Linked DNA regions of Mus musculus: region 2 is linked to region 1. Evidence: chromatin loops called from intact Hi-C (ENCODE). Cell type or tissue: gastrocnemius. All regions are shown on one strand. Each heading gives the region's core, and the rest is flanking DNA. Links, peaks and the distances in the headings are about the cores only. Region 1 has its middle 67 kb from the start of Ephb1. Region 2 overlaps Ky (kyphoscoliosis peptidase).

What was found. A loop is a pair of places that touch in the nucleus more often than their neighbours do. Peaks named below come from ENCODE experiments on the same cell type or tissue, not always from the same donor. Only the 100,000 strongest peaks of a DNase experiment are listed, where the experiment ranks them.
Region 2: a loop joins it to region 1, with 3.0 times the contacts of the local background. A loop is called at or near these places in 2 of 42 quality-filtered maps.

What each region holds. Positions count from the first base shown.
Region 1 is chr9:102,419,256-102,424,634 of GRCm38, forward strand. No RefSeq gene overlaps it. Among named protein-coding and RNA genes, the nearest start is that of Ephb1, 67 kb to the left of the region's middle. In gastrocnemius, for the core only: no CTCF peak of the experiment used is centred there; no DNase peak of the experiment used is centred there; H3K4me3 peaks cover 929 bases; H3K27ac peaks cover 3,067 bases.
Region 2 is chr9:102,515,680-102,521,058 of GRCm38, forward strand. All of the region lies in intron 3 of Ky (kyphoscoliosis peptidase), which reads left to right. Among named protein-coding and RNA genes, the nearest start is that of Ky, 12 kb to the left of the region's middle. In gastrocnemius, for the core only: no CTCF peak of the experiment used is centred there; a DNase peak (open chromatin) is centred at 2,952; H3K4me3 peaks cover 657 bases; H3K27ac peaks cover 4,911 bases.

The DNA of each region.
Region 1 (5,379 bases), core at 322-5,321:
CTCTGTCAAAGCCAAGTAAATTCAAACGTATTGTCACATCTTTATGTGTGTAACACACTGGCACATGCATGCACACACATACTCACACAAACACACTTTTTTATAATGAATATATTTGACTTTTACAATCCAAAAGTTATTTGGAGACAGGTCGTTTAATGTACAGGTGGATAAATGAATAAATAAGATTTATGTAGGAATTATGTTATTATAACTAGGGAGACACCTACAACCGTATAATGGGGTGGTCAGGAGCCGTCAGGACCCACCTCTCTCTTCCTGAAGTACTTCCACCTGTGATGAATAAATAGTTACAGTAAAAGAATTCCTGCTGGCAAGGATGCCTGATCCCAGCCCCTCTGGTAGCCTTGTTTAGCAAATCAAAACATTGCATGATACGCTAAAGTCTCATGTTGCTTACATAAGCCTCAGGTGTGACTGAGTGTCCATACATTGTCTGCTAACCCTGTCTGGTGGGTCAGCCTCACACAACCATTATGGTGGGAAGGGGTGGGATCCTCTAAGCTCCTGACCTCTCGGCTAAGCGAACCCGAGGTGCTGGCATACAGGCTTCACCTGGACACACACTCTGCATCTCCAACTTCATCTAAAGGACTCCTTTCTTCGAGTTTGTTGAAGAGAACCAGAGTGTACTGCAGTATGGCTTACAGGCTAACAGAACCAACACCCCAACACGCCCCCAAACCCTTGCTGGCGACGCCAATGCAACCCATCCCCACCTTACCAAACGGTCTACCAAGGTGAGACCTCACAAGCTGGACTAGACTAGAAAAACTCCCAGAGAAGGATCACGGGGAGGCACTGCCTTTTCCTTTAGCCAAGAAAAAAAACAAAAAACAAAAAACAAACAAACAAACAAACAAAAAAAAAAACCAAAAAAACTGCTAACTGCTTCAAATTCCTGCCGCCCACGGATGTAGATCTCCGCTGAGGTCCCCTGGGTCTTCGATTATCCCAACCCCTCACTAATCCTCAGCCACGAGTTTTCCTGCTCACAATTATCCAGAGGTCTTCATTGCTTCCTCTTCAATCTCAGATTAATTTTAACAAGCTAACAATTCCCCCGTGTGGAGCAAGCCCTAAGTTCTTTTGTTCCTGCTTCATTAAGTCTGGGATGCTTACCCTTCCCCTCCAACCCTGATGGAAAAAGAATGGTCGGGCCCCTGTCTCGCTCAGCTTTGAGATCTAGATCTATTCTTCACGAGCTGTGGGGCACCGGCCAGCTCGGAATTTCTCTGAGATTTCTTTCCTTCGTTTTGTAAAACGGGATGAGGATTCTATCTAGTGGGAGTCAAGTCGACTACTGTGGGAAATTTTTCCAGGTACATATTTGAGGCAGACCTTATCTTTTTAGAACACAATAGATTCACAGAATTAAAAAAACAAAAAACAAAAAACAAAACACATTGCAAGCGCATCTGCAATAGAATTAAATCATGGAACCTGTATGGAGTAGAATATGCAGTGGGTATCAAAAATGAGCAGGCACTTTGACCCACACAATTCTAAGGAACAGTGGATATTTTGGTGAGAAAAAAAAAGATGTTAAGCAGTAAGAGTAAGGTCTTGCTTTTGGCACACACAAGAAAGAACTGTAAGACTATATTTTGGTCATTTATCTTAAAGTGACAGGGACTAAGTCTTGTGTGAGGACGCACAGAGATGGTGGATGAGCACAGCGGGTCAGGGCAGAGGTGGAGACAGGACTTTTCATCTTGCACCATTTTAGATTGGTTGAATTTCAGGACCACTTGAAGCTGTGACTTCTTAAAATAATAAAAATTAAAAGCTAAACATTTTTTCAAAGTAAATATGAAGCCAGGCATGGTGCCGATCATACCAGAGGTAGAAGCAAGCAGATCTCTGTGAGTTCAAGGTCATCCTGGTCTTTCTCTGTGAGTTCCAGACCAGCCAGACTCCAGAGAGAGAGAGAGAGAGAGACCCTATCTCAAATTTAAAGAATACATTAGGAGGCAAGAGGCAAGAGGCAAGAGGATTTCTGAGTTTAAGACCAGTCTGGACAGCCAGGGCAGCAAAGAAAAACACTGTCTCAAAACACACACACACACACACACACACACACACACACACAAATACATACAACAACAACGATAATAATATAAAATTAAAACTGTAGTCTTTCTTATACTGTTGTGAGATAAATAAGAAGCCTGTGTGTACAGTATGTGTGTTGTGTGTGTTGATGTGGGCATCAGTAATAACAAGTGTCCATGAAATTTACAATAAGCACTGATTAAATGAAACCTAGTTCTCTTTTTATGGTTATCTTTTCTAATTATAAAATTATGTTTTTTGATTAGAGAAAATTTCAGAGTAAGAGAGAAACCCTCAAGAGACCATGGTCACTTGTTAGCCCATCAATCAAAGATGGCTATGCATATTTTTCATTTTGTTTGTTAATCACTCATGGTTCTGCATATTCGATTTATAGATGGTAATATATATGCCCAATGCTCTACTCTATACACACCCCAAAGCAAAGCCACCCCTTACAGCTGCTGTTTTTAACCTCTGCATTATAGGCCATCGTATAAATAGCCTTTGCCACCTGTGATCTGTCCATGTCCCCACACCCTGCCAGCTCCTTGGGGTTTGGGACATTGTCTGAAGCTTCTCTATGTCCCCTCGGTCTGGCATATGGAGGGATCTTGACAGATGACTATGGAATGGACACAGTAATTATCTGAATGTTACATAACTGGTAGCCTTTGGTTGGCATTTTGAGTCATCTCCAGTGGCTCAGTTCTTGAAATAGTGTCAGCAAAGTCATAGCCCACATAAATCACCAATGGCCGAGCCTATCTTCACCGGTTTTCTTAGGCAAAATTCCTAGATGTGGAATCATTGGCTCCTGGGATAGGAAAAAAACTCTGGCTTGTTGAAATCACACTGCTAATTTGCCTTCCAAAACATTGTCCCAGTCTGCACTCTTATTAGCAACTGACCAGAGGACCTAGGGACCAACACTTCCTTATAGAAACTTCTGGTCTTCATTCCTTGACTGAGAAAATAACAGGACCCAATAAACCAGACCCAGGAAGACAAGAGTGGCGTGATCCTGCTCATGAGTACCACCCAGACTAGTGGACCTCATTCCAACTGAAGAGAGAATGGTAATCACCAGAGACTAGAAGAAGAGGGGGAGATAGGGGGAGAGGCCCCTCAACAGGCAGCAACTTGTAGTAACATAGGAGAGATAGAGTTCTGGTGTTTTGTGGTCACTTTAGACAGAAAATACCTACTGTGTGTTCAAAAAGCCCAGGGAAAAGGATTTTGAATGTTTTGTTGCTGTTTTTACCACAAAGAAATGATGGGTGTTTGAGGAGACACATTTAAACATGCAGCCACATGTACATATTTTAAATATCATGTGACACCCAATAATAATTACCTAATAATGTATAGATGGCTGGCTCATTTTTTAAGGAGGGGAGGGGGACTGAAAATCTAATTGTTTTCGCTTAATTACTTGAAAAGGGTTCAAGATGTTTTTGAGTCTTACGAAATGTGGTTCTCTCTCTCTCTCTCTCTCTCTCTCTCTCTCTCTCTCTCCCCTAGAAATGTAATTATGCATTTGTCTGTTTCCAACATGCACAACAGAAAGCAACCTCTGTGGCCCAACTTTGACAGTTCTAACCACTAGCTATCCAACTGTGGCTTCGTCATGGTGGGGGTGGCAGCAATTCAGTGGAGGCTCTGCACATGGGAGGCGAGCCTGTTCCTTTTAAGCTAGAATCCCAACCCTTTGTAGACATTTTACTATGTCACAGAGTCTTGCCAAGTTGCCCAGCCTGACCTGGAACTCCCTGTGTAACCGGGTCAGATGTCCTCTCTACCTTTCTGCATCCCTTGTAGCTAAGATTACAGGCCTGCACCACCAGGCCTGGCTCCTAATCTTGTTTTGTTTTTTGTTTTTTTTTTTTTTTTTAACCTGTTTCTTCTTTACCACACACATACAGATAACTATTTGTCTTTGGGTTTGGGTTTTGTTTTGCTTTGTTGCTAAAATAGTTTAGAAAACTCTTAGACCCCCATAGCACTTAAGGGACAGTCAAGGCTCACTGACTGTTTCCTGAGCAAGAAACTCCCCTTAACACCACAATGGCAGGCTTCTTTATAGCTTCTCCGAGCGCTCCCTCCCCTTCATCACGCCTTCGAGTTTCATTCCATCTTTGTCGATCTAAAATGTGGTTTTGCCCTTTTTTTTGGCCCACCAGCATGCACTCCCCGGCTCAGTCGTAAAATATTGCAGCCATGTACTTGGGACATTGAATGGCCAAGGCCTTGTCAATGTCACCCAGATCCAAGGGAGAGAACAGTCAGTTTGCATTTGTGGAGCTCATAAACAATGAGCCCGTGTTTGCTAAATGATCGGCCACTTTAATCAAACCCATAATTCAACAGCATTAACACTGTTAAATCTTAATTCGTCTTCATTACAGGGTAGCTCGCAGCTCCTGTTGAGGGTGGAAAGGAGGTTTCTCTCTTCCTCTCTCTCACTCAGTGGGATTCCTTTGTCGTCCTGGGGCTGCAGATCCTTCTACCCCTCCTACTGCTTCCCGGGGATTGCCAAGATGGTGGCAATGCCTTTCTTTTTTCTTCTTTTCAAAGCTCAGTAGAAGGCTGTTTCGCAAATGCAAACTGCCTGCAGGCAGAGCAGAAAAACAGAGGGGCAGGGAGGGAGAGATGGGAGCAAGGCATGTCTGCAAGACAGCAAGAGTAGTTTTTAAAAAGCAAGTGCTTGCAAAGACATAACCGCAGCCAGGCTGGAAGAGGAGAAGGCCACTCCAGCCCCGCTGCTTCGGCAGGCCGGTCTCTGTGCTAATCCCAGTGCGAGCAATAGGAGCTGCAGGAATCTGAGCCGCCTGCCTGACTTCAGCATCTGGCTTGGTAGCCAGTTTGCGGATGTGGACAAGCTCTCTGTCCTGTGAGTGAAGAAATACCATCGTCCTTTATTAACCAGTGTTTGCATTCGGGTCAAGCTTTAACTCTGCCAGTGCTTCAGTAAATCCTGGCCTGGGTTTATGAGAATAGGAGAGGGAAAGAGGGTGGGGAATCGGGGCCGGGTGTGTGTGTGTTGGGGGGTGGGCAGTCGGGGGGGGTAGTGCAGCCTTCACCCAATAATATCAGGGTATATTCTGGCTGCATGTATACACACACACACACACACACACACACACACACACACACACACACACACACGTGCATCTATGTCAAGCTGCAAGCTATAGAGAGCTTTGTTCCAAAATGAAAGCAGCTGTCAAGTGGTAAACAAAGAGGATTCTGGGGGATTAAAATGCTGAGACCTTCGCTAATGTGCACCGTGGCCAGGTGGTG
Region 2 (5,379 bases), core at 321-5,320, 96 kb after region 1:
TGTGCACCCCCTTAAAGCCAAGTGGGCTTAACTTCTGTACCACACTTCCCCCATACAGGACAGGGACCACAGAGCTGATTTGAGTACAACGTCCCTGCCCACCCCAGCAAAAAGTCCAAGGCTCCAGATGGAGTTTCTTATTAAAAATGGCTCTGCTTTCCCCTTCTCCTCAGTGGCAGGTTTTATACAGCAGGCAATAAAAAGCCTGCTCGTAGTGCACAGGGGCCTTAGAAGATGAATCTTCAGTGGGCTTGTGTTTGGGTGACAGGAGAGTAGTCACCACAAGGAGGCACGATGGCTTCTGACCCTCAGGGTGGCGGCTAAGGAGACAGTTCTGAAATGACACCACCCATCATGCGTGTCCCCAGCTTTTGGAGCTGACTGCTTCCCGACTACTACATCCTGGAAGCATAGAGCACGCATCTTTTAAGATCTAGCCAGCCATGGTTCATTTGAGAGTGCTTTTAAGATGACGAATGTTTAACTAAGATTTTTCCGACTTTAAGTGTTATGGAAAAGTATGCCCAGGTTGTAAATGGATCAGCATGTACAGAGACTCTTAAGTCAATGGTGCTGAGTATCTTGCATAAATCCTGGGACTCCTCCGCATGCACCCCTGTCACCACCCCCATGCATGCATACACACCATGCACACATGCTTGCCTGGCGGTCTTTGTTAATTGATCAATGCACCTGGCAGCCACTTCCAATCAGTCAGAGTTAATGAACAACACAAAACCCACTTGCCGTGCCCACGTTAGATATTCTGAGTCAATTGAGCCGTTAGACAAATACCGACTGAAACCTGGAGCCATTAGGAGAGCTGTCGTGTGGGAGATGTCACCTGACTGGGTAAAAGGCCAGCCTAGAACAGTGCCCACACAGACTCGGGATGCTCTATGCATCTCAAATTTTGAGAGAGAAAGGGAGAAAAGTCAGCAGGGTTTAGAAAATGTCCAGCCTGAAAGCCACCTCATAGGGGTAGCAAGAAATATCCCTAAATGGCCAAGGCTGCAGTTTCAGAAGTCTTATTCAGCAAATGAATTGCTGGGGAAGGGTACTATGAGAGAGGCCAGGCAGGACACCCAAAGTCCCAGAAAGGGTCTCTTATCCTTGACGGTCAAGGTTGGTGTGATTGGCAGCTGCTTGGGATTTAGCTCTGACTTGAATTTTGCCTGAGATTCTTCGTGTTGAGAGATAGGTCAGGTTAATATTTTTACTAAAATCTCAGTTTTATTAGATCTAAAAGTGAGGTGGGTACGCTGTCTGCCTCTCTAGTGAATGCTAACCATCTTGACACAGGGTGATGACGGCAGGCCATTCCTAGGGGGCAGAGAAGTCTCACAGATGGTCTCTTCAGTCTCTGGAGGAATGCAAAACTCCATAATCAGGGTGAGAGTTTGACAGCGTTGAGAATAAAAACAGCAGCACAGCCTAGGGACAGTTGGTCCTGGGCAAGGAGATAAAGTGAAAAATTGCAGGGAGAAGAGGGGGTTCAAATGATGTCAGGGAGAGCTGGTGAGCGACAGCCCCTCTAAACATGAGGCCACCTCCCCGTTAACCCCAGAAGGGTCACAACTGTGGTTTGTTTCCCAGCCCCACCACTCTTCACAAGAAACATGGTTGGAGGAGGGCAGCTAGATGTACATAAGCTAGGAGAAGTGCGAGGGAGATGCTTACTGTTGGACCCTAGGCCCACGAGCTGTTCACCTTCGCAGCTCCTTTAAGGCTACAGTTGGTTCAGCCCAGTAATCTCCAAACAACAGCTGCACTGGGTCAGACAGACTCCTGGGTCGGATAGACCCCTTTGCTGCGGGACTGAAAGCATTGCGGGTTGCAACCCACAATAGAGAGAGCGTGCAGGGGAGCCTCTCACAGTTCATCTTTCAAAAAGCATCTTGTGGCCACACACCACTTTGGAGAACACCTCAGAAAGAGTTGCACAAGAAAACAAAGAGGCCAAGTTAACCAGGGCCGCAAAGGGAATATGCTTCGGATGAGGGTGGCACCCAATCTTCTGACAAGAATGGACTCACACCCTGAATTCTGAAATCCTCGGCATCTTCATCCCAGGATCACAGGGCTGGTGTCATGGGCAGTGAATGTGCTAGATTCTACACTTTACAGGTGAATGCTGGGCTACAGAGATAGCTCAGTTTTAAGAGCATTTGCTCCACAATCGTGAAGACTAGAGTTCGAACCTCAGCACCCACATGACAGGGCAGGCATCCTCTGACATGCCTTTAACCCAGCTCAGAGGCTGTCAGAGATTGGAGGCTCTTGGACTTGCTGGTTTCCAGCCTAGCTGAAACACAAGCCTCGGGTTCAGGGAGAGACTCTGCCTCAAAGAAATAGGCGGAGAGTGATAGAGATCACCTTATTTATTGCATGTGAACAATACATATATACCCCCCACACACACACACACACATTAACTAATTTATTAGTTAATTAAATATTTAAAATGTTTGCTAAGCCTTTTGGTCTGGGGAACACACATTGTATCTCCAGTCTCGTTAGCATGCAAAACAAGTTTTAAAAGCGTATAAGAAAATCAATAATGGTTTTCCAAAAGAAAATAATTGCAGTATATTTTAACAAAGGATTAATAAAAAGGAACTCATTCTTACAAAACAAAGGAAACATAATAAATCAGTAAATAATAATAACAATCAGCACTCAAAACAATTTAAAGAGCAAATAAGAAATTTTAAATCTACACTAAAATGTTTTTAAATACATAAAACAATAAGGGACCCTTCATTAATAAAAATGTAAAGGGTTTATGAAGGCAGGTGCCAGTAAGCTTAGCAGGCATGTTTGTGTTATCCACCACCACGGGACTCAGCTCCTAATGCCATCGTGAGCTTCCAAGCCTGCAGATCTGCTGGACGGTCACTGTCCACGCCATAGCCGGCTGATCTCAGCTCTTGGCTGAGCTAGTGCTGGCTGTCAGCTGGTGGGCTGGCTGGAGACCAGAGGGTTTCAGATAGCCTCACCTGAGCAGCCCTGCGCTGCTCCCTGCGGTCTCTCACCCTTAGTCTGGTGCACACACAGCACAGCACTGTGGCAGGGATGCCAAGAGTGGGAGCGAGCGTTGCAAAGTCTCTCCAGGGCTAAACTCAGACACTGAATGATAACACAAGTTCTACCCCATGCTAATCAGCCATACTAACTTGTGAGGCCAGCCTACATTCAAGGGGTGAAACAAAACACCTCTCGTTGGGAAGAAGATGAAGTGTAGGCAATCAACCAGGGCAAGAATGAGTAAAAAGGGCATTCTCCACCTCTGACCCCATTGGTGGAATCAGAAACCAACAGAAGGATGTGTGGGAAAGTCGGCCAGTATTACAAAAGCCTTCCAAAACCCTCATTCCTTTCCATCAGTGTTTAGGAATTCACTCTCAGGAATTGATTGGAAAAGTGTTAGAGATGTCTTCTTTATCCTGATGTTCACCACATCATGGTTTATCACAGCAAGCACCTGGGGAGTGCGGAGTATCCGATGCACACAGCAAGTTGTAGTGAGTACTCTGAACACGTGACGTAAATGTGTGTTCCACTGCCTTCCAGGACTGGGGGACATTCTCTACAGCACCGCAGAAGCCACGGCAGCTGACAGCACTATTTAATGCTTCTCCGCAGTTGCTGATTTTTTTAAATTAATCCCTTCAATCTCTGAAAGAAGAGAGCTGATATCTCTGACTATAATGTATATTTGTCTATTCCTCTCTATAATTCTGTGAGTTTTATTTCAGATATTTTAAATCTTTGTGTTCAGGTGACTACGTATTTGACATTGTCACATCTCCTTGATAAGCTGACGTTTCTTCACTATTATATTATACTATTATGTTATATTTCTCTATCTCTGGTATTTTCCTTTCTTGAGTGGATATGTTAATGAGCAAATTGTCTTGGTCTCACTGTACCTGAAAAAATGTTTTTATTTCATTCTCATGTGGAATTTTTATTGGATAGAGTCAGTTAATCCCTTTCAGAATCTTAAAGATTCCACATCTTTCTGTCCTAGTTTCTGATGAGAAATATGTAGCCACCTTATATATAATATATCACTTATCCAGAGCGTATTCAGGGACATTGTATCTCAGTGTTGTAATTATGTCATGTCTGGACCTGGATCTTCTTTTATTTATCATGGTTGGCACACACTAAACTTGAGTCCATTCATGTATGTCTTTTCTCAAATTTGAGTAGTTTGTTATTTCTTCAGCTACTTTTCTGCACACATGGTTGCCGGAGACATGAACAGTGGACTTCTAAATGTGGTCCTGTGGTCTCTGAAGCATTGCTGGCTTTTCCCATTGTCCAGATTGGATCCCGGCCGCTGTTCTCATGTTCTCAGGCTCTTTCCTTTGTCATAGAAAACATTGTAGCCCATCTTCCATTTCAGGGTTAACATCTCCACTTTGTTCTTCCATCTTCTGTTTCTTCGCTGTGTTTTGTATCTTTTGCTTTATTCTGAAATGGCTGGCCTTTCGTTTTGGAGCATGGCTAATGTGCCATTTTATCACCTTTGGGTTAAATGTGGGTTGTCATGGTTGGCATCTTTTCTTCTCCAACTGAGATCTTCCCAGGTACTCTGCTGAGCAGTTCTGAGTGGTGGCCTTTGCGGGGCCCATCTGCTTGCGTGCACCAGGAAGTGGCCAGTTCAGAAGGAAGACATGGTTTTTCCCCTAGAGTTTGGTAGTCAGACTGTGGTATAAAGTGCATGGGGTGAGACGTGTGGTGACCATGGGAACTCATTTGCAACTTTAGGGAATTACATTTCGTCAGCCATTTCCTGTTCCTCTGGCCAAAAAAAAAAGGTTGAAACTTTGTCTTTTCACTCTGTTGGGTACTTTTTATAACTGTGTCTGGGGACAATCAGCAGGAGAGATGAAGGAGGGAGGAAGGGAGGATAGAGGGAGGGAGAAGAGAGGAGAGGGAAAGAGAGGGAAGGAGAGAGATGGTGGAGGGAGGGATGGAGCGAGGGAGGAAGGGAGGGAGGGTGGAGGGAGGGAGGGAGGGAGGGAAAGGAGACAGGGAGAGAAAAATACACATGCCACTTGTGCCTGGCTACTAACCTCACAGCTACCCACATTCTTGCTTCTGGGCTGAATCAGGAAAATATAGAATAAAGAAAAAAAAAAAAAAACACAGCAGAAGATGTCCCTGAGACAATTAGGGGTTCCCATTCTCACCCTTCAAGTAGAAAATGATTTTTTTTTTCCTTGAGTACTCTTTTACATCCATGCACCTCTGCGTAGGGATGCCTTTGCCTGAGGTGTTGCCAGAATGAGAAGAAGGGTAGACCGATGCGGTCCTGTCTCACAACCCGGTCGTTGCCACTCCCAACCCTGTTCTTTTCTATCACTG